7 separate regions of the Homo sapiens genome follow, and all the other regions are linked to region 5. The links are chromatin contacts, found by Hi-C or POLR2A ChIA-PET in ENCODE. All regions are on one chromosome and are shown on one strand. The core of a region is the stretch at or near the end of the contact, and the rest is flanking DNA. Distances in the headings are between cores, read along the strand shown.

The links. Hi-C counts contacts between places; a loop is a spot of excess contacts on that map. ChIA-PET counts read pairs that join two places held with the same protein, here RNA polymerase II (POLR2A). Pooled maps may share reads with other maps.
Region 1: a loop to region 5 is called in a pooled map, with 2.3 times the contacts of the local background. The contact joins the promoter of NOTUM here to the promoter of LINC01970 in region 5. A Hi-C loop is called at or near these places in 1 of 37 single-sample maps with no recorded cell type and 3 of 50 pooled maps. POLR2A ChIA-PET finds 5 or more read pairs at or near these places in 2 of 52 experiments (activated CD4-positive, alpha-beta T cell and naive thymus-derived CD4-positive, alpha-beta T cell).
Region 2: a loop to region 5 is called in a pooled map, with 8 times the contacts of the local background. The contact joins the promoter of PCYT2 here to the promoter of LINC01970 in region 5. A Hi-C loop is called at or near these places in 2 of 37 single-sample maps with no recorded cell type and 8 of 50 pooled maps. POLR2A ChIA-PET finds 5 or more read pairs at or near these places in 2 of 52 experiments (MCF 10A and activated CD4-positive, alpha-beta T cell).
Region 3: a pooled map shows a loop between it and region 5 (5-fold over the local background). The contact joins the promoter of FN3KRP here to the promoter of LINC01970 in region 5. A Hi-C loop is called at or near these places in 1 of 37 single-sample maps with no recorded cell type and 4 of 50 pooled maps. POLR2A ChIA-PET finds 5 or more read pairs at or near these places in 5 of 52 experiments (A549, CD4-positive, alpha-beta T cell, MCF 10A and 2 more).
Region 4: a pooled map shows a loop between it and region 5 (15-fold over the local background). The contact joins the promoter of ALYREF here to the promoter of LINC01970 in region 5. A Hi-C loop is called at or near these places in 7 of 50 pooled maps. POLR2A ChIA-PET finds 5 or more read pairs at or near these places in 3 of 52 experiments (GM12878, activated B cell and activated T-cell).
Region 6: a map of B cell shows a loop between it and region 5 (5-fold over the local background). The contact joins the promoter of P4HB here to the promoter of LINC01970 in region 5. A Hi-C loop is called at or near these places in 3 of 168 maps with a recorded cell type or tissue (B cell, CD4-positive, alpha-beta memory T cell and naive thymus-derived CD4-positive, alpha-beta T cell), 1 of 37 single-sample maps with no recorded cell type and 11 of 50 pooled maps. POLR2A ChIA-PET finds 5 or more read pairs at or near these places in 4 of 52 experiments (HEK293T, MCF 10A, activated CD4-positive, alpha-beta T cell and 1 more).
Region 7: a map with no recorded cell type shows a loop between it and region 5 (19-fold over the local background). The contact joins the promoter of WDR45B here to the promoter of LINC01970 in region 5. A Hi-C loop is called at or near these places in 3 of 37 single-sample maps with no recorded cell type and 9 of 50 pooled maps. POLR2A ChIA-PET finds 5 or more read pairs at or near these places in 2 of 52 experiments (A673 and activated CD4-positive, alpha-beta T cell).

What each region holds. Positions count from the first base shown.
Region 1 is chr17:81,959,892-81,962,657 of GRCh38, reverse strand. NOTUM (notum, palmitoleoyl-protein carboxylesterase) reads left to right here and starts at 1,471. Exons shown (of 11, transcript NM_178493.6): 1 at 1,471-2,071. The coding sequence starts at 1,749. RefSeq lists silencers at 2,125-2,268, 2,535-2,614, 2,645-2,766 and enhancers at 2,198-2,760, 2,761-2,766.
Region 2 is chr17:81,909,979-81,912,783 of GRCh38, reverse strand. PCYT2 (phosphate cytidylyltransferase 2, ethanolamine) reads left to right here and starts at 1,385. Exons shown (of 13, transcript NM_002861.5): 1 at 1,385-1,517. The coding sequence starts at 1,429. SIRT7 (sirtuin 7) reads left to right here. Exons shown (of 10, transcript NM_016538.3): 10 at 170-845. The coding sequence ends at 368. RefSeq lists silencers at 1,032-1,201, 1,232-1,521, 1,682-1,821.
Region 3 is chr17:82,715,305-82,718,004 of GRCh38, reverse strand. It overlaps FN3KRP (fructosamine 3 kinase related protein), which reads right to left and starts at 1,299. Exons shown (of 6, transcript NM_024619.4): 1 at 1,109-1,299. The coding sequence starts at 1,249. It overlaps LOC101929552 (a long non-coding RNA gene), which reads left to right and starts at 1,752. Exons shown (of 2, transcript NR_136400.1): 1 at 1,752-2,438. RefSeq lists silencers at 973-1,062, 1,143-1,222, 1,243-1,482.
Region 4 is chr17:81,890,310-81,893,009 of GRCh38, reverse strand. ALYREF (Aly/REF export factor) reads left to right here and starts at 1,424. Exons shown (of 6, transcript NM_005782.4): 1 at 1,424-1,687; 2 at 2,190-2,321. The coding sequence starts at 1,430. ANAPC11 (anaphase promoting complex subunit 11) reads right to left here and starts at 1,287. Exons shown (of 4, transcript NM_001002248.3): 1 at 1,169-1,287. RefSeq lists a silencer at 868-1,407.
Region 5 is chr17:82,291,341-82,294,234 of GRCh38, reverse strand. LINC01970 (long intergenic non-protein coding RNA 1970) reads left to right here and starts at 1,421. Exons shown (of 2, transcript NR_135639.1): 1 at 1,421-1,712; 2 at 2,672-2,894. RefSeq lists an enhancer at 620-729 and silencers at 1,486-1,735, 1,776-1,825.
Region 6 is chr17:81,858,944-81,861,794 of GRCh38, reverse strand. It overlaps P4HB (prolyl 4-hydroxylase subunit beta), which reads left to right and starts at 1,260. Exons shown (of 11, transcript NM_000918.4): 1 at 1,260-1,468; 2 at 2,408-2,614. The coding sequence starts at 1,324. LOC124904086 (a long non-coding RNA gene) reads right to left here and starts at 685. Exons shown (of 2, transcript XR_007065950.1): 1 at 656-685. RefSeq lists silencers at 1,140-1,359, 1,570-1,669.
Region 7 is chr17:82,647,162-82,649,896 of GRCh38, reverse strand. WDR45B (WD repeat domain 45B) reads left to right here and starts at 1,453. Exons shown (of 10, transcript NM_019613.4): 1 at 1,453-1,623. The coding sequence starts at 1,557. RefSeq lists enhancers at 861-930, 1,309-1,808 and silencers at 1,221-1,290, 1,891-1,940, 1,951-2,000.

The DNA.
Region 1 (2,766 bases), core at 222-2,721, 330 kb after region 5:
GCCGTAGGCTCCCCACTGTCCTGAATTAGGAGGGGCTCTGGAAGCTCTGCTTGTGTCTAGATCGTTGTCCTGAAATGTAAGACCTGGTTGTCCTGAAACGTAAGACCTGTTTCCTATTTTTAAAATGGGTGTCATGGCGCCCAGCAGGCTTCAGACCGGAGGGTGAAGGAGAAAGTCTGCCCGGCCCCGCTGGCCCTGCGTATGTCCTTTCCTTTCTTTTGTCCATCCCACCCGCGCTCACCCCAGCAGGAAACCTCCTGAACCCCTCCTGTCCACCCTGCTCCAGTACTGATTTCCCACAGGAACCTTGTTCTAACCCCACTGCCCAGAGCCTCGGGAGTGGACAGGGGTGCTCTCCAAGGTGAAGCATGGGGCAGGTGCCCTTCGTGGCATGAAGGGCCGCAAGCAGAGGCCTAGCGGGCAGCCACTGGACCCTTGGCCTCCTCCCCCAGTGGCGGCTGGGGCAGGTTCTTGGGGGGTCCTCGGCATGGGGCCAGCAGCCAGGCTGGGGCGGGCGGAGATCCAGGACCTCACCTCTGGCCCCGCGATCTCCTTAAGTCGTAGCTGCTTCTCTGACCCCAGCGCCAGCAGGAGCGCCCCGGAACTGAGCGACTCCCCCGCGGCGCCTTGCTGGGGCGCGCGGTCCCTCCCGCAGGTCTCCGAGGGAGCCAGGACCTCGCGCCCCACCTGTCCGCTTCTCCAGGAGGCCCCGGCGCCACTGCTGCCGGGCCCTCGGCTGGAAGCCCTGTGTCCGCCGCCGCTTTGATCCCGGGGGGCCCTGCTGGATAAAAGTCCCTGGCGGCTCCGCGCCAGCGCCAGAGGGGGAGCGCAGCCGAGCCGGGCGCACCAGCGGGACGGCGCAGGGCCAGGGGCGCTGAGAGGACGGGGCCACTGGGCCGCCCGCGCTGGCCGCGGTGAGAGCGGGGCCCCAGGGCTGCGCGAGGTGGGGCGATGCGGGCCGGGGTCCGAATCCCCCACGGCCTGCTCTGGGCCTGGGCACTGGGGGATGAGAGGGACACTGGCGGCTCCAGGTGAGCGCGCCTGCCCCGCGCCCCCAGCCCGTCGGGCTCGGCCAGCTGCGCCGCGGGCGGAGTTCCCCGCCCCCCACCCCGGCAGGCGCGGAAAAGCCTCGCCCCTCCCCGTCGCCGCCGCCCCTTCCAGCTGCCCCGCGGGGGGGGGCGGCGGCGCCGGGCTGGCCGCGGTGAATGGAGCCGCCGGGGCCGCCCGGCCGCGCTGCCCCCCCACGGAGCCGGGCCGGGAGCGCCTCCGGCGGCCGCGGCGGGGTAGTCCAGGCCCCTCCGTCAGGCTTGCGGTTTGGGAAGAAAAGGCGATGCCTCCGCCAAGAAAAGAGCGAGCGCGGCCCCCTCCCCCCTCCGCCGAGCCCGGGCGGCGGCGGCGGCACATCTAACGCGCGGGCACCCGGGCCGCCGCGGCCCCCGCAAATAAGCCCAGCCTCGGCCCCCGCCGCTCATTGGCGCGGGCCGCAGCCAGCGCACCCAGACCCTGCGCTGCCCTCGGACGGCCGGGCGCGGAGCCCCAGCTGCGGAGGCCGACGGCACCCGGCCCCGAGCGCCTCGACGCCGAGCCGCGCGCGCCTTCTCCGCCAGGCCCGGCGGGCGGGAGCGGGGGCGAGGGAGCAGGAGCGGCCAGTGCCCCCGACACCCCCGGCCCGGCACCCCCGGCCCGGCATCCCCCGCCGCCGCCGCCGCCGCCTCAAGGCCGCCCGCTCCCCGCAGGTGGACGCGGCCATGGGCCGAGGGGTGCGCGTGCTGCTGCTGCTGAGCCTGCTGCACTGCGCCGGGGGCAGCGAGGGCAGGAAGACCTGGCGGCGCCGGGGTCAGCAGCCGCCTCCTCCCCCGCGGACCGAGGCGGCGCCGGCGGCCGGACAGCCCGTGGAGAGCTTCCCGCTGGACTTCACGGCCGTGGAGGGTAACATGGACAGCTTCATGGCGCAAGTCAAGAGCCTGGCGCAGTCCCTGTACCCCTGCTCCGCGCAGCAGCTCAACGAGGACCTGCGCCTGCACCTCCTACTCAACACCTCGGTGACCTGCAACGACGGCAGCCCCGCCGGGTAAGGCCCGCGCCCTGCACCTCCCCGCCCCGCCCGACGCGCCCGGTCTCCGGCTGGACCTTCCCTGCGGGCCGCGGCCGTTCTCTCCCCGGGGAGAAAGGGCTTCCGTCGGGCGCCCCGCGGTCCTGGCCCCGAGGAGTGCCCGGTTCGGTGACTCTCCGCGTGGGGAGCGGAGCGGCGCTGGAAGGGCTGGTCCCCGGCCAGCTCGGGCACTGACCCCTCGGCCTCTGGGCCCAGCCGCTCTGCTGGCGTCCTTCGGTCCCGGGGCGGGGAGATGGCAGCCCGAGAGCGCGCCTGGCTCCAGCGGGAACCGGCGACACCGGGGGGCGGGGAGAGGCCCGCTGCCCACCTCCTTGCAGCCCCGAAGTAGATAAAAGACGTGAGGTCGGGGGTCGGGGAGCGGCGGGGCCGCCCACGCGCTCAACAGGCCGAGGACAGCCGGGGACAGCGGGAGACTTGGGCGTGGGGTCGGGGCTCGGCAGGAAGGCTCCCCCGCCGGGTCGGTGCCGCCCGCGCCTCCCGCGCTCCCCGCGGCGTCCCGTTCCCCCGCCAAGCGCGCTCCTTCAGTGCGGACGCGTTTCACGCTTCAAGCGCCGCCGCGCGCCCCGGGAGGACCGCCGCCCGCGCCGAGGTGACAGCGGGACCCGCGCCGGGCGGAACGTGGGGATTTTCCACGGACCACAGCCCCGCGCGGC
Region 2 (2,805 bases), core at 136-2,635, 380 kb after region 5:
TCTGCAGCTTGGTAACAATGAAGCTGCCGCCAACCAGAGCCCCGCCGCAGTTGACACGGGAGGGAAGGGGATGGGAAGGCAGGGACCGCAGACAGCTTTCCCGAGCTGGGGCAGGTGTGACTGCGAGAGGCTCCCAGGCCCGCCTGATGCCGCTTTCCCTTTTTGGCAGGTGGCAGGATCCCATTTTCTCACTGGCGACTCCCCTGCGTGCTGGTGAAGAAGGCAGCCACAGTCGGAAGTCGCTGTGCAGAAGCAGAGAGGAGGCCCCGCCTGGGGACCGGGGTGCACCGCTTAGCTCGGCCCCCATCCTAGGGGGCTGGTTTGGCAGGGGCTGCACAAAACGCACAAAAAGGAAGAAAGTGACGTAATCACGTGCTCGATGAAGAACAGTTGGCACTTTGCAGATGGCCAGTGTCACGGTGAAGGCTGGGTTGCCCCCACGGGTCTAGGGAGAACGAACTCTTTGGGGATGACATTTTCACCGTGACATTTTTAGCCATTTGTCCTTGAGGAAGCCCCTTGCACTGCTGCGGTTGTACCCTGATACGGCCTGGCCATCGAGGACACCTGCCCATCCGGCCTCTGTGTCAAGAGGTGGCAGCCGCACCTTTCTGTGAGAACGGAACTCGGGTTATTTCAGCCCCGGCCTGCAGAGTGGAAGCGCCCAGCGGCCTTTCCTCGCTCACCAGGCCAGTCTCAGGGCCTCACCGTATTTCTACTACTACTTAATGAAAAAGTGTGAACTTTATAGAATCCTCTCTGTACTGGATGTGCGGCAGAGGGGTGGCTCCGAGCCTCGGCTCTATGCAGACCTTTTTATTTCTATTAAACGTTTCTGCACTGGCTTCCGGTGTCCCCGAGTGGTCGGCGCGGGCTCCCCGGGCTCAGGTCTGCCGCCTGGCAGCTCGGTCGTGGCTTAAAACTCCCTTGGTTGGACAGGGGACAACTGTAGATTATTGTGCCAAAAAATAAGAAAAAAAACTCCCCTGGTTGGGACAGCGCCCCGTGGAGGTTCCCGGAGGTGGCGGCGGTGGGACGGTCCCCACGCCGCACTGCCCCGCCAGCCGAGCGCCAGGTGTGGGCGGTGCGGAGAGGCCAGGTGTGGGTCGGGGGGCGGGGCTCGGAAAGCGCGGCACACGCCATTGGCTGTGCGTTTGGAGGGGGCGGGACTCTGTCAGGGGCTCACGCCATTGGCCGTGCGCGGAGGTGCGGTGGGGCGCGGCCTTCGGGGGGTGGGGCTCGGGGCGGAGGGCGGGAGGCGGGGCGGGGGAGGCGGGGGCGGGGCTCGGGCCGAGCGGCGCACGCCATTGGCCGTGCGCAGCGGGTGAGGCCCGCGTGACGGCCGCTGAGCGTGCGCCTGGCGGGGCGGGCGGCGGCGCTCGGAGTCGCCGGGAGCTGCCAGGCTGTCCGCGCCGCCGCTGCGGGGCCATGATCCGGAACGGGCGCGGGGCTGCAGGCGGCGCAGAGCAGCCGGGCCCGGGGGGCAGGCGCGCCGTGAGGGTGTGGTGCGATGGCTGGTGAGCGCGGGGCCGGGGCGGGCCGCGGGGGCGCCGGGGCCGGCTTCCTTCCGGGGCGCCGCGCCAGCCGTTGCCCGGGGACCGGGCCCGCGTTCTGGGTGGCGTCCTCGTCCGGCATGGGCCGGGGCTGGCAGGCTGCGGGGCTCGCCTGCCGGGAGGGTCGGGCTGCAGAGGCTCCGCGCCCTGCCGTGGGCGACCCCGTCTACCTCTGGCGGAGGCCCCGCCCGGTCACGCCGACCTCTCCGGTGCAGCCACCGCGCTGAGATCTGGAGCCACGGCCTCCCTGCTTCTCCGTAACCACCAGCAACCAGCTTGCCCGGCTCCGGTCCAGGGGTTCCCCTGGCCTCCGGGCGAGCGTCCCTGTAGGTGGGCATCGGGTGCGACCTGCCTGTCCGGGACCCGCGGTGAAGCCCGCGGGCTCCCGGGTCCTCCTCCGCGGGGCTAGAATGCGATCGGTCTTCCCTGGCCAGTCAGAGGGCATTGTTTTAAGAAAAGTTTCGGGTTGTCAACAAGTGAAAGGAAGACGACCGTTACTGATAATTTGCTACCTCTGACCCTTTCACGTGCCTGCCGGATGGAATCCAGGAAGCAAGCGCCTCTATCTGATTAGCCCTTCCCAGGAGAGCAAGCAGGGCCTTGTCTTCTGTGTCCGAGTCACCTCTGGGAAAAGGAATGTGGCTTTGTGTCAGTGGACTTTGACCTTGCCCTGACCAGGCCCCAGCCCCATTCCAGACTGTGCTCCCCTGGCCCAGCCTCTGCCCCCTCCTCCCCTCCAGCCTGTCCAGTGGGTACATGGGCCCGCCAGATTTTACCCAGCATGTCTGCCGGGCTCCGCGCACTGTGGCAGGGGTGCTGGGAGGAAGCAGTGGTGTGCAGTGGAGCAACTCTGTGCACTGTGTGGGCTGCCAGGGTCACACCTCTCCCTGGAGAGGCAGGGACAGCTTTGTCCACTTGAGGGGATGGGCCGCTGCTGTAAAGAAGTGGCGAAGAAGCCAGGGCAGCGAGGCCCAGTTGGTGGCAGGGCTGTGTAGCTTTGGGCTTGAGAGTTCACGTGTTAGCAGACCTAGATTTGTGAATGAAAACTCTCGAGCCAGGTGGCAAGGCAGTGGCTGTTCACCCTTAGCGTTAAGCCTGCTGAGCTTGAGGCCGTAAGGGAGGAGAGACAGGATTTTCAGGGCCAGTGATTCCCAGGGTTTTATTTTGTGGTTGGATTTGTTTTGGGTTAGCCCCAGGGACTGTTTGCTTGTCTCAAGGTAGTCTAGGATCCAACCCTACCCCAAGAGTTAAC
Region 3 (2,700 bases), core at 50-2,549, 420 kb before region 5:
GACACACACCACTGCCCTGCCCACTCTCCCATCCTCACCTGGGGCTCCACCCTTACACACACACAGACACACAATACATACACACAACATACAAACATTACAAACATACACACATACAACGTACACACACACAACATACACATAGACACACACACTCTCCTCGTGCTCCTGACTTCCAGCTGTCTTCATCCTTCTTTCAGTTCTTCAGAGTCCCCACCTCCTCAGCCTCAGAGCCCCACCACAGCTGCCATGTCACCGCTGCTAGGAACACTCTTTTTTTTTTGAGACGGAGTCTCATTCAGTCACCCAGCAGGCTGGAGTGCAGTGGCGCGATCTCGACTCACTGCAACCTCTGCCTCCTGGGTTCAAGCGATTCTTCTGCCTCAGCCTCCCGAGTAGCTGGGATTACAGGCGCCCGCCACCACGCCCAGCTAATTTTTGTATTTTTAATAGAGACGGGGGTTTCACCTTGTTGGCCAGGCTGGTCTCGAACTCCTGACTTCGCGCTCCACCCACCTCTGTCTCCCAAAGTGCTGGGATTACAGGCGTGAGCCACCGCGCCCGGCCCGAGAATGAGTCTAACAGAAGGACAGAGCATGCCAGGGTGTGGTGAGGCGCAGCAGCTGGCCTGGGGGCAGCACCTTCGCCCCGTTTCACAACGTACTGACCGAGGCTCACGGGGGATGGACACCTCCAGAGTCACTTAAGCTGAGGACTTAAGCAGCTTCCCCGGCTAGAACGACCCCACTTAACCAGCACCGCAGGGCAGGAACCCCGGGAGCAAGACTGCAGCAGCCAGTCCCGCCCCATTTCACGTAGCGCCCCCGAGAGAAAGTTCACGGAGAACAGGAGGTGTGGGGCGGCCGCGGTTCCTGCTCCGGACAGTTCCCCGCAGGTGCAAACTCCTCCGGACGCCCCGGACGCTTCCGCCGCCCCCGTTCACCGCTCGCCCCGCGCAAAGGGTTCCCCGCAAGGGGCGGCGGCGGCAGTCCCGGGAGAGCCACCCACGGCCTCCGGCGGGAGAAGCCCAGGCCGCGCCCCGCGCCGAGGCCCGCGACCCTCTCCGGAAAGAAACCGGTCCCCCGGCCCGCCCGACCCGCTGCCTGACCTCCGCCTTGGGGTTCACTTTCACGAACACTCGTCCTTGATCCGTGTCGTAGCTCCGGCCCTGGCTGATGCACCCGCCCCCCGAGTGGCCCGTGGCCCTGACAGAGCTGCAGCCCAGCTCGCGCCTCAGGAGCTCCTCCATGTTCCCGCCGCGGCCGCGGACCCGCCCCGGATCTGGCGGAGACTCGAGAGACGGCGGCCGAGCGGGCAAACATGAGTCCGCGCGAGGATTGGGCGGGGGGCGGGTGGGGGCGGGGCCCGGCCGCAGAGACAAGCGCTAGGATTGGGTGGCGGGAAGGGGCGGGCGTGGCCGCAGAGATGAGCGCTGGGATTGAGGGGCGGGAAGGGGAGGGGCCGGGAGGCAGGTAGGCGCGGGGGATTGGGTGGGGGTGAGATGACGTCAGGGGGCGGGGCCTGACCGACCCCGACCCAGACGGTTTGGGTTCAACTCTCCTGCACAAAATAAGTGGAAATGCTGATGGAAATAGTTAGAATATATTTTCTAAAGAGCTGACCCACTAGCAAGGGGCATCAGCCCAAGGTCTGGGTGCCGGGAGCCCAGAATGTTAAGATTGCTTTCGCCCGGGCGTTTGCTGAACCCGAGGAACAGAGCTCCTGATGTGGGGAGTGGCGGGCGCGCTCGGGGTGCACGTGCAACGGAGACACCGCCCCTAAACCTGGGGCCCTGAGGCTAACAGCTAACAGTGGCCCTGCCGTTACGGCCAGTGTCAGGTGCCAGCTGGGCTGGACCAGGAATTCCCAGAAACCTGGCAAGGCATGATTTGGGGTGGGTCGTGCTGAGGGCCACACCATCCGCTTCCCCGCTTCTGAGGCCTTCCGACCTGGGCTGAGCCCGGCTACCCGAGTCCCGGGGTCTCCGGCTCACAGACTTCTCGGCCTCCGTAATTGCAAACGCCAGCTCCCCCAGTCCATCTCCTGTCCTGGATCTACGTCTATATCCTACTGGATCCGTCTCTCTGGAGAACCCTAATACAGCTGTCAACACAAGGATGAACTAACTACAAGAAGGCCTGAATAGGAACTCTCCCAGGGGACGAAGAGGTTTCAGCCTTCAGCAAAGGATGGTTCATAGAAACCGTTCGCATAGTCGGCCCTCCACGGACTGCAACCCTAGTTAATATTACCTACAGTAAACAAAAAATTCAAGTATAGATTTTAGTCTAAAGCAAATAGGAAATGTCGCTTCCCTGGACGTTGGGAGAAGCAAACACGAATCCTCTCCTGAGGCCGGAAGCGGTGGCTCACGCCTGTAATCCCAGCACTTTGGGAGGCTGAGGCGGGCGGATCATTTTATAACTATCTATTAAATGGTACATATGTGTGTGTTCACGCACTTTTCTGTGTGTATACCGCATTTCATAATTTTAAAAAGCAAAAAAGATTAGCGGGGCGTGGTGGCGGGCGCTTGTAATCCCAGATACTCGGGAGGCTGAGGCAGGAGAATCGCTTGAACCCGGGAGGCGGAGGTTGCAGTGAGCTGAGATCCCGCCATTGCACTCCAGCCTGGGTGACAAGAGCAAAACTCCGTCTCAAAAAAAAAAAAGGCAAAAAAGAACAGATGAAAATCCGCAG
Region 4 (2,700 bases), core at 175-2,674, 400 kb after region 5:
AGCTGTGGTGGCGTGCACCAGCTGCCTGAGAGGCTGACGTGGGAGGATAGCTCGAGCCCAGGAGTTTGAGGCTGCAGTGAGCCAAGATCACACCACTGCACTCCACTCTGGGTGACGGAGGGAGACCCTGACTCAAAAAACAAAAACAAAAGCAAGTATCTCAAAACAACTTAAAATCCATGAAATGGGCTGGGTGTGGTGGCTCATGCCTGTAATCCCAGCACTTTGGGAGGCCAAGGCGGGCGGATCATCTGAGGTCAGGAGTTCAAGACCACCCTGGCCAACATGGCGAAACCCTGTCTCTATTAAAAATACAAACATTAGCCAGGTATGGTGGCACGTGCCTGTAGTCCCAGCTACTCGGGAGGCTGCCGCTGGAGACTCGCTTGAACCCAGGAGGCAGAGGTTGCAGTGAGCCGAGATCGCCCCACTGCACTCCAGCCTGGGCGACAGAATGAGACTGCCTCAAAAAAAAAAAAAAAAAATCAATGAAATGGCACACTGGTTTTCATTAATAAGTTGCAAAAATAATTTTTTTTTGGAGACAGGGTCTGGCTCTGTCGCCCAGGCTGGAGTGCAGTGGTGCCACCACGGCTCACTGCAGCCTCGACCTCCTGGGCTCAAGCAATCCTCCCACCTCGGCCTCCCAAGTAGCTGGTAGTACAGAAGTGCACCACCATGCCCAGCTCATTTTTTTTTTTAGAGATGGGGGTCTCACGATGTTGCCCCGGCTGGTCTCAAACTCCTGGGCTGAAGCGAACCTCTTGCCTCGGCCTCCCAAAGTGCTGGGATTACAGGCGTGAGGCCCGCGCCCGGCCCGCAAGAAAACTTGTAAAGGATATGACTGGCAAAATGTGACAGTGCAGACTTGGGGGGGCTGCAGGTGGAGACCAAAAAACCAACCCGCAGCTCGTCTGCAGCGGCTGCCGCCCGCCGAAGCCGCGCCCGCCGGACCCCACCGCGAGCCGAGCGCACAGTCCTGGGCGGGAGCGGAAACAAGGACTCCCAGCAGCTCCCAGGCACCCGCCGCGCCCGTAGCGCCCCCAGCGCCCCCAGCCCTGGCCGATCGGGCGGAGCGTGCGGGGAGGGAGGGGCGCGTAGGCTCCGCCTCCAACGGCCGCCGCCCCACCCCCTGCGCCCTCGCACCTTCGCCAACCTAATCACGCACCGCCCTACCCGCCCTTCCGTTGGCAGCGCCGGCGTCCGCGCGGGAAGGTATAAAAACGACCACAGTCGCGGCCCGACTCCCTCAACAGCGCCCGCCGAGTCTCGCACGCCAGTGCGCACGCGCCTCCCCGCCTCACCCCGTCCCGCGCGCGCAGCCGTCCGCCAGCGGCCAATCAGCAGCCGCTCCGAGGCCGTGGCACCGGAAGGCCTCACGCGGCGCCGGAAGTGACGTGCCGGCGTGCTGACGCGCGGGCTCGAGCCGATGCCCGATTCCGCGCCCGCCATGGCCGACAAAATGGACATGTCTCTGGACGACATCATTAAACTGAACCGGAGCCAGCGAGGCGGCCGGGGCGGGGGCCGGGGCCGCGGCCGGGCCGGCTCCCAGGGCGGCCGCGGCGGTGGGGCGCAGGCCGCCGCGCGAGTGAATCGAGGCGGCGGGCCCATCCGGAACCGGCCGGCCATCGCCCGCGGCGCGGCCGGCGGAGGCGGCAGGAACCGACCGGCGCCCTACAGCAGGGTGAGTGCGGAGGCCGGCCGCGCCGGAGAGTGGGAGGGGGCCAGCCGGGGCTGGGGCCGGGGCCGCTCGCGGCGGAGACCCGGGCCGGCGGGTGGATAAGGCTGGTGGAGCGGCCGCCCGGAGGTCCGGAGGGTGCGTGTGGGCGCGGAGGGGGTGGTGGGCGGGAGCGAGGTCGTTCTTTCGGGGTCCGGTCCCGGAGGCTGAGACCCTTCCCAGCTCTTTGTTTGTTCCGGACGTTGGGGCCTCGTGGCAGGAGAGGAGGGGACGCTGGGCGCGGCACAGGCGGCGGGAAGTTAGTCTAAGGGAACTGAAGTTGTGCGGCCGCGGTGGGACCGTGCGGCCTCGGGCTGGGGCAGCTGCAGCGCCGGAGGGAGCGCTGGCGGCCCCGTTTCGGCCGGATCCTCTCAGGCCGGGAAGAGGAAGGGTCCGGAGTAGCCGTGAGGGTCAGGAAAGCCCTGGACTGAGACTCACAGATCTGCTCTTGTTGCGGTTTTTTTTTCAGCCAAAACAACTTCCCGACAAGTGGCAGCACGATCTTTTCGACAGTGGCTTCGGCGGTGGTGCCGGCGTGGAGACAGGTGGGAAACTGCTGGTGTCCAATCTGGATTTTGGAGTCTCAGACGCCGATATTCAGGTAAGAGACGAGGGCTTCTCGGTGAGCCGTTCGCCCTGCACAGGACGGATCGTGATTTTGGGGATGTGGCCCTGAGTCCCCTTCCCGCCTTAGCGAAGGGAGCCCTCCCAGCTCTGAAGGGCTGCAGGACAGACCCAGTGCTAGTAAAGCCGGGGTCAGTGCGCAGGCAGGTGCGAGCCTAGCTGAGCCTGAGGAACTGCTGCTGTTAGTCTGAAGATGGGTTCTGTGAGTGAAAATCCCCTGCCAGGGCTTCCAGTTTCTAACAGGGACAAAGACTGACCAAATGTGAGTGGTTTTTGGCTGTTAGACCCAGCCCAGTTGCTTTTTAAATTTTGTGCCTGTCTTAGTGGGTTAATGTGAGAAAAAGAATCTTCTTTAT
Region 5 (2,894 bases), core at 172-2,671:
ATTTGCAATTTAATACTGTAACTAACATCGTTTTACTACAACAGCGTAATAATATAACGAGCACCTGCAAGCCCCCCTCCAACAGCAAAACCAGGTATTTCCAGTGACTTAGATCTACTCGTGTGCTTATCCTGTCCCAGTCCCCAGAATGTGCAGCACGTTCTTGCCTTACGAGGATTCCCCCCATGCGTATATACCTAAGTCATATGTTTTATTTATTTATTTTGAGACGGAGTCTCGCTCTGTCTCCCAGGCTGGAGTGTAGTGGTGCAACCGCGGTTCACTGCAACCTCCGCCTCCCAGGTTCAAGCGGTTTTCCTGCCTCAGCCTCCCGAGTAGCTGGGATTACAGGCGCCCATCACGACGCCCGGCCTAAGTCATCCGTTTTACAGCTTCATGTTGATCTGCCTGACGAGATGGGCTGATGCAGGGACAGGCGAGGCCGTGAGCGCGCACACAGTCGCTTTCACCGCAGAATCCAGGCGGTGCTCATCGCAAAATCATTCCGACCTTGCCAGATGTTTGACGTTCTTCATTAAACAAAAACCCCTGAGCAGAACGCCAGGGGCCTGCGCGAAGGCGGGGTCGGGGGAGCTGTTTGGGTCTTTTTTATTTTTCATCCTGGTGACCAGCAATCTGGTCCGCGGTGCCCAAGTTCTCTGCAGCCGGCCTCAGGCCTGATCCAGGCGGTGCCCCGGGCGGGGCCCACAGCCCTGAACCCGCCCCTCCCTCCCCGCAGCCCCGCAGCCCGCGCCCTCCCCTCCCCTCCCCGCCCTCTCCTCCCCTCCCCTCCCCTTCCCTCCTTCCCCCACCCTCCCCTCCCCTCCTTCCCCCACCCTCCCCTCCCTCCCCCCGTCCCCTCCCTCCCCCCGTCCCCTCTCCTTCCCGCCCTCCTCTCCGCACCCTCTCTCCTCCCCGCCCTCCCCTCCCCGCGCCCTCCCCTCCCCGCGCCCTCCACTCCCCTGCCCGCGCCCTCTCTCCTCCCCGCCCTCCCCTCCCCTTGCCCTCCTCTTCCCTCCTCTTCCCTCCTTCCCTCCTCGCAGCCCCAAAACCCGCGACCCCTCTCCGACCCCTCCCGGCGCCCTCCCCTCCCCGCACCACCGCACCTTCCCATCTCCCACCCTTCCCAACGCCCGCCTCGGCAGGGATGCGGCCCTAAGACTTGCAGGAAGCGCGGGTTCGACCCCGGCGCCCTAGCAACCCCTGCCCTCGCCGCTCTAGAGAGCGGGTCTCCTGGCCGGGCCCTCCTGGGTCTCCGTAGCCGCGATCGCCAGACGCGGCGAGCGGAAGGGCCCAGCCCCGCCCTCTCCGGGCACATGACTCGGGCCTGGCCATTCACAGTGCAGCATCGTCCAGCCTTAGTGATTGGGCCATCGGAGAGCACGTGACAACAGCTAGGCCAATTAGAGCTAGGCCAATTAGAGACCACCCGTTTCTATTTATGGTGGAGCCGGCGATCGGCGTGCGGTTGGAAGTGGTGTCCCTGAGGCACCTGCTCGCCCTTTTCCTGCGCCTCCGCAACGTCGGCTGCGAATGAGTCTCCTAAAGGACGCCCGGGAGGATCGGAAACAGCCGAGTCCCGGCGCGGGCAGTGTCCTGCGCTCCTCCCCGGGGTCTGGCCGGGGTGGGCCCGAGGCCCCCGGGCCCCCGGTTACCGCCGCGGGCGCGTCTGCGTCCTGACCCGGAGGGACCCGCGGGCCGGGCCGTACCAGGTGGCGCTGGGGTTAGGGTTGCCGCCACGGAAGCCCAGCTCTGTGGACGCCTGCAGGGCGCCCTCACCGCCCGGGACGGGGGACCCAGCCCAGCCGCAGGGGAAGGACTGGGGCTCGCGGGGACGGAGGGCGGTTAGGATTGCTGGATACAACACGGAACGCCCAATTAACGTTTTTGTTTAACGTGTTTTTTGTAGAGATGGGGTCTCGCTATGTTGCCCAGGCTGGTCTTGAACTCCTGGCCTCAAGCGATCCTCCCGCCTCGGCCTCCAGAGTAGCTGGGACTAGAGGCCTGAGACAGCACGCCCGGCTCAGTTAAGATTTTAAAACAGATTTGTTGAAATATAATGCACTTACTGTGAAATTCACTTATTGAAAGCTTATGGCTTTGCCGTATATTCGGAGATGGGCGGCCATGCTCACTATCTCATGTGACACCGTTTCTGTTGCCCCAGAAAGAAACCCCGTGCCCATGAGCGTTCACTCCCCACCCTGCCCACGGCCCAGCAAATCTGCTTCAGCCCCTATAGATTTACCTCTACCGCGTTGGGCATGTACTAAAAATTGTTTATCTGAAGTACAGATTTATCGGCATCCCATATTTTTATTTGCTAATTCTGGCCATCCTAAAGGTGGCATCGCTCGCTCTGACCAAGGAAGCCTCAAGCAGGCAGGCACGAGAGTCCATCCCTAGCCCTGCCTGGCCCCTCAGAGCCCATCCCTGGCCCTGCCTGGCTCCTCAGAGCTGTCCCTGGCAGGCTCCGGGCTCAGGTGCGCTGCCAGGAGGGGGGCAGTGAGGGCTGTTTTAGGTATAACAATCCTGGATATTTCCTGAGTATCTTGTCCGAATGGTTCCTCTTTCTGTATTTTCTAGCTTCCTCTGTATATTTAAAAATGGTCTTATTGGTGTGTTTCTTCACGACATTTCAATTTTTTGTTATCATTTCCCACAATTTCAGTGATGCAAGATGGTCCTTTCTGAGCAGAGCTCCCCTCGCTCAGTGCTCCTTTGTTTCACGTAGAAGATCTTCTTGAGGGGACTGTGTGGCCAGTGCAGCCCAGGCCTCCCCACCCTGCACCGTTCAACAGAAGAGCAGCTGACGCAGGGGGCCCTCAACATGCTCACCCAAAAGTCAGCGAGATTCTGCACCGGCCCACTAGCCTTCCAATTGTAAACTAAAA
Region 6 (2,851 bases), core at 11-2,510, 430 kb after region 5:
TTCCAAAGTGCTGGGATTACAGGCGTGAGCCACCGCACTCGGCCCCGCACACTCAGTCTTAGAAGTTTGATGTGCATTGCGCACTCACAGCCCGTCTCAGGTGGACTGGCCATATTTCAAGTGCTCAGGAGCCTCGGTGGCGGGTCGAGTCGGGAGGCAAACCCAGCTGCTGCCTTCGGAGTGAAGCAGCGCCCAGGGTATTTCCACAGCTGTGTAACAGCTGCGAGGTCTCCTGAGCCGACCAGAGCATCTGAGAAGCACCAGAGAAGGGGCAGCGTCACAGGATTTGGCAACCCGTGGGAAAGGAAGGAAGAGATCGCACAGGGCAAAGGGCCGCTCCCTGAAGGCCTTAGCGGGGAGTACCTTTCCTGCGGCCGCTCCACGCATGAGCAGCGTCTTCCTGGGGCCTGGGAGCCGGCAGGTCCCCGGGGCCCAGGTCCCGCCCCTCCCGCCCGTCTCTCCAGCCCCATTCTCCTAACCACCCGCCCTGTGCTCGTATCCCCTCCGAGGCTTCCTCGCACTGTGCGCACGATTCCCATGCCCAGGCCCTGCCGCCATGCCTCGGTGAGTGTCTCGCGTGACCTCGCGGAGCGCGTCGGACCGGGCCGGCTATCCCACACCGAGCCCACCGCCGACCCTAGGCGGCCAACCCCACCTTCCACGGCCGCCGCCGCACGCTTGACACGCGCGCCGGAAATTGCGTCACCCCAACTTCCGGTCCGGGGGCCGGGGGGCGTGCCAGTTGGGTACGCGGTCCAGTCAGAATGCAACACGAGGGGTTTCGGAAGCGCAGCCGCAGCTCCGCCCCTAAACTGGGAACTCCTCCCCACTGCCACGTTCGACGAAGGAACGCGCAGAGTGCGCGCATCCCTTGGCCAATCAGGAGGCGCAGAGTCCGTGCTACCGAAAGGGGCAGCCATTCCAGACCCGTGGAAGGTGCAGGCGAAAGCCACCAATTAGAAGCCAAGGCAGAAAAAGTTCTTGTCGGGAGCCAATGAGAGGCTAAGAAAGACAGCGAGCGCGAGGTCCTCGGCCAATCCCGAACGAAGGCCAGGGAGCACTCAGGAGCGTTTCCGAATCCGGGGCCAGGCCTGGTGTGAGTGTCCAATCCGAGAGCGGCAAAGACGAGCCTCGAAGTCCGCCGGCCAATCGAAGGCGGGCCCCAGCGGCGCGTGCGCGCCGCGGCCAGCGCGCGCGGGCGGGGGGGCAGGCGCGCCCCGGACCCAGGATTTATAAAGGCGAGGCCGGGACCGGCGCGCGCTCTCGTCGCCCCCGCTGTCCCGGCGGCGCCAACCGAAGCGCCCCGCCTGATCCGTGTCCGACATGCTGCGCCGCGCTCTGCTGTGCCTGGCCGTGGCCGCCCTGGTGCGCGCCGACGCCCCCGAGGAGGAGGACCACGTCCTGGTGCTGCGGAAAAGCAACTTCGCGGAGGCGCTGGCGGCCCACAAGTACCTGCTGGTGGAGTTCTGTGAGCGCCGGGCCTGGCGGGCGGGCGGGGCTCGGGGCCGCTGAGCCAGGCTCTTGGGACGCAGGCACGGCCCGGCAGCCCCCGGGGTCGGGACCCCCGGCGCGCCCGGAACTGAAGGGCTCCCTTGCTGCCCGCCTTGGGGGCCATGTCAGGGGCTCCCTGGGGGTGAGAGCCGGGCTGGGAGCCGGGGGGCCGTCCCGATGCCCGCCCTGCGCACGGCAGGATCTTCCTGTTAGTGCGAGAAGAACAGGATCGACCTGTGTGAGCAAACAGAGCAAGCCAGTGTCCAGCCTTGCCGAGTCCTCCCCGGGGGCCGACCCGGAAGGCGCCCCGCTCCTGCCCACCCCACCTTCAGCTTGCCACAGCAGTCCTTCCGATGGTGTCTCAGAGGAGAATCCCAAGCCTTCCTCACGTCCATAAGGATTTGAGCTCTGTCCCTGGGGTGGGAACCTTGTGCCTGACACAGCTGCTAACTCTATTGACAGATCGTCTTATTCTCACCCTAAGCAACTCAGGGTCTGTGTGCACGGATGTGCATCTCATACTCACAGCTAGTGCTGGTACAGGCCGCCACGGTCACTTCTTCACTTTTGTCTGTAGTCTTAAAGGGAAAGTCTAGGGGAGATCCTTGCCTTAGTTGCCTGTGGGGAATAAGAAGTCAGCAACCATTGAAAGGTTTGTCTGGCTGTGCTGATGGTGACATAGCAGAGTGGGGGCTGGTGTTGGTTGGTGGTAGTTTGTCGTTCACGGCCTCTGTCCTGATATTGCCCAAGAACACCAGGCTATCAGCTCAGCCTTGTGCGTTAGGAGGGGTTATCTTGGTGAGTAGATAAGGTTTTTATGAAGGGAAATGCCAGAGGAAAAAGGGAAGCACTGCTGAGGGATCAAGGCTGCTTTAGGGATCAAGGCTGCTTTCTAGCATCTCATTTCCGCTTCCAGATGCCCCTTGGTGTGGCCACTGCAAGGCTCTGGCCCCTGAGTATGCCAAAGCCGCTGGGAAGCTGAAGGCAGAAGGTTCCGAGATCAGGTTGGCCAAGGTGGACGCCACGGAGGAGTCTGACCTGGCCCAGCAGTACGGCGTGCGCGGCTATCCCACCATCAAGTTCTTCAGGAATGGAGACACGGCTTCCCCCAAGGAATATACAGGTGTGGCTGTGGCACTGCCCTTGAACTGTCTTTAGAGAGGGACTGGCCTGCCGACTTGGAAGGGCAGGGGCAGCTGTCTGAGCGGTGGGGAGGCCGGGTTCCAGAGGCTTGGAGGGATCCCGTTCCTCAGGCCGGGTTCTCTGTCCACTTGTGCCCTGAGGGTCTTGTGAGGAGTTTTCATCCTGGAAGAACCTTCGAATGGAGAACCTGTCTTGTCTGGTGCCATCCTGGGGGCGG
Region 7 (2,735 bases), core at 204-2,703, 360 kb before region 5:
GTCAGGACCTCCTAGGAGATCAGGTGTGCTGCAGGGAACAGGGAGAGCCTAGGAGGGGACAGGAAAGTGAGGAGGGGGAGTGGAGAGGACTCCCTGGGCAAGAGACACGAGGGCCAGCACTCAGGCCTCCACAGCCATCCACTGCATGAGCCAAGCCCAGGGACAAAGCTCTGTGACCAGGATGCCCCCAGCAGCCTGACCCTAAGAGTTGAGAACTGTGCCCTGTGAGCAATGTGACCTGAGGGTCCCGGAGTCCTGCGGGGGCTGTGCTGTGTGAGGGCCACCTGTCCTTTAGGTGGGGTACTAAGGGGTTGTGTCCTCTATGGGCTGTGTCGTGGGGGGGCTGTGTGTCCTCTGGGGGGCTATGTGTCCTGGGAAGGTCCCTGTGTCCTGGGAAGGTCTCTGTGACCTGGCGGTCTGTGTGTCCTGGGGGGGCTGTGTGTCTTAGGGGGACCTCTGTGTCTTCTGGGGGAATATGTGCCCTGGAAAGGACTCTGTGTACTGGGGGAGGCTGTGTGTCTTAGGGGGGCTGTGTCCTGGGGGGGTTTCTGTGTCCCGGGGGGGCTGTGTGTCCTGGGAGTGCTGTGTCCTGGGGGACCTCTGTGTCCTGGGGGCACTGTGTGTCCTGGGGGGACCTCTGTGTCCTGGAGACTGCGTGTCTTGGGGGTCCTCTGTGTCCTGGGGGGTCTCTGTCCTGGGGACTGTGTGTCTTGGGCACCCTCTGCGTCCTGCAGGAGCTGCGTGTCCTGGGGGGGCTGAGTGACTTGGGGGCCCTCTGTGTCCTGGGGGTCTCTGTCTCCTGAAGGGGGACCCTAGTATTGTGGCGCTTCTGGGCTTGCCTCTCATGAGGGATGATGCACCGGGCCTCAGTTTTGGGTCAGCCTCCTTTACCGGCTCTCCCCCCTTCCTCCGACCGTCAGGTATCCGTGCCAAGCCCTCAACGGGCCATCCTCCTTCCCGCGGCGACCCCGCGCATGACAAGGCCAGACCCTCCCGCGAACGTGCTCTGCGCTCCCGCCTGGCCCCTCCCCGCCCCGCCCCTCCCCCTCCTCCCCGCCCCGCCTCGCTCCGCCCCTCCCCGCCTCCGCCCCGCCCCGCCCGCCCTGCCTCTCCCCGCCTTTCCTCGCCTCGCCCCGCCCCGCCCCGCCCCCTCCTCCCCGCCCCGCCTCGCTCCGCCTCTCCCCGCCTCATCCCGCCCCGCCCGCCCTGCCTCTCCCCGCCTCATCCCGCCCCGCCCGCCCTGCCTCTCCCCGCCTTTCCTCGCCTCGCCTCGCCTCGCCCCGCCCCGCCCCTCCCCGCCCTGCCTCGCCTCGTCTCGCCTCGCTTCGGTTAGATGCGCTCGGCGCTCCATAGGCTCCCTGGTGGGGCGCGGGCGCGCGCACGGACGTCCAGCACGCACGCACGCACGTCCAGCACACACGCACATCCAGCACGCACGCACGTACGTCCGGCACTTCCGGCCGCGGCGGCCTCAGCGCCGGCCCGAAGGGACCAGGCCGCCGTCCCCAGCGAGAGGCATGCAGCGCTGAGGAGCGGCGACCCAGCACGGCGGCGCCATGAACCTCCTGCCGTGTAACCCTCACGGCAACGGGCTGCTCTACGCCGGCTTCAACCAGGACCACGGTGAGGAGGCGCGGCCCTGTCGCCTTGCCCGGCCGGGCCTTCCCGCAGCCCGGGGTCCCCGGCTCTCAGGCCTCTCCTGGGCGCCCCTTTCCGGCCAGGCCTTCCACCCGGGACCCCGGCCCCGCCCGAGCTCCCCTCCGAAGCCCCCGGCCCCGGCCCTCGCCGCTGCTCCCAGCCCGAGCCGGGGTCCGGACCAGGCCCGAACCGGCTCCCACCTTCCTGGCCTTTCGCGCTCCCCCACCCCCCGGGTTGTGACCGCTCCCAGCCGGCCGTCCCGGGCCGAGGTCGAGGTCGGTGGGAGACGGCACAGAACCCCAGCCTCCTGCGCGGACGCCCCTCCCCGCGCGCCACGCCCACTCGGGTTCCCTGGCTCCCTGCGGGCTCCACGGTTATCGGGATTTTCCCCACAGCGTGATTGACGCCCTGCCCAGAACCCCGTTTTGCCCCCTGTTCCTTTCAGGGTCTTTAGTAGGTAGCCCGTGGCTGAGCTGACTTCGCTTGGGTTTACTGGAGCCGCGGAGCCGGCGTCTCCGACGCCTCTGGTGGCGAGTGGCGCGGGTGGGGTGCAGGTCTCACCTTTCCCGTCGGTTTCCATCGGAAAATGTCACTCTCCCCACCCCCACTCCCCGGGATTTTTCTTCGTGTTTGGTGGAGTCAAAGGACTTAAGGGAGGCCTTTGAGGGAAATCTTACTTCTTTTCCCATGTCGGAATCCAGGTGTAAGCACTGGATGATTTAAAGCGCCCAGGGAAGGTGACCTCCTTCCCCGCAGGTGCTTCGGAGCTGCGGGGGATGCGGCCGGGGCGGCGCGGTCGGATTCCCGCGGGAGGCGGGCGGGACCTGGATTCGGATGGTTGCCTCCTCACCTCCCATTTGAAGGGCGCGCTTCCCAAAGGTCCTGATGGGGAGGAAAAGGAATGTCCGTTATTCCGAGACAGGCTTCTGCGAGGCTTTACATGTTGGCTTTGGAAGTTTTGTTTTTGAAGAGAATCCAGGCAGGTGCTGTATGATCCCGTATATGTGAAGACAATTTTATTTATTTATTTATTTCATTTTGAGACGGAGTCTCATTCTGTCGCCCAGCCTGGTGCGATCTCGACTCACTGCAACCTC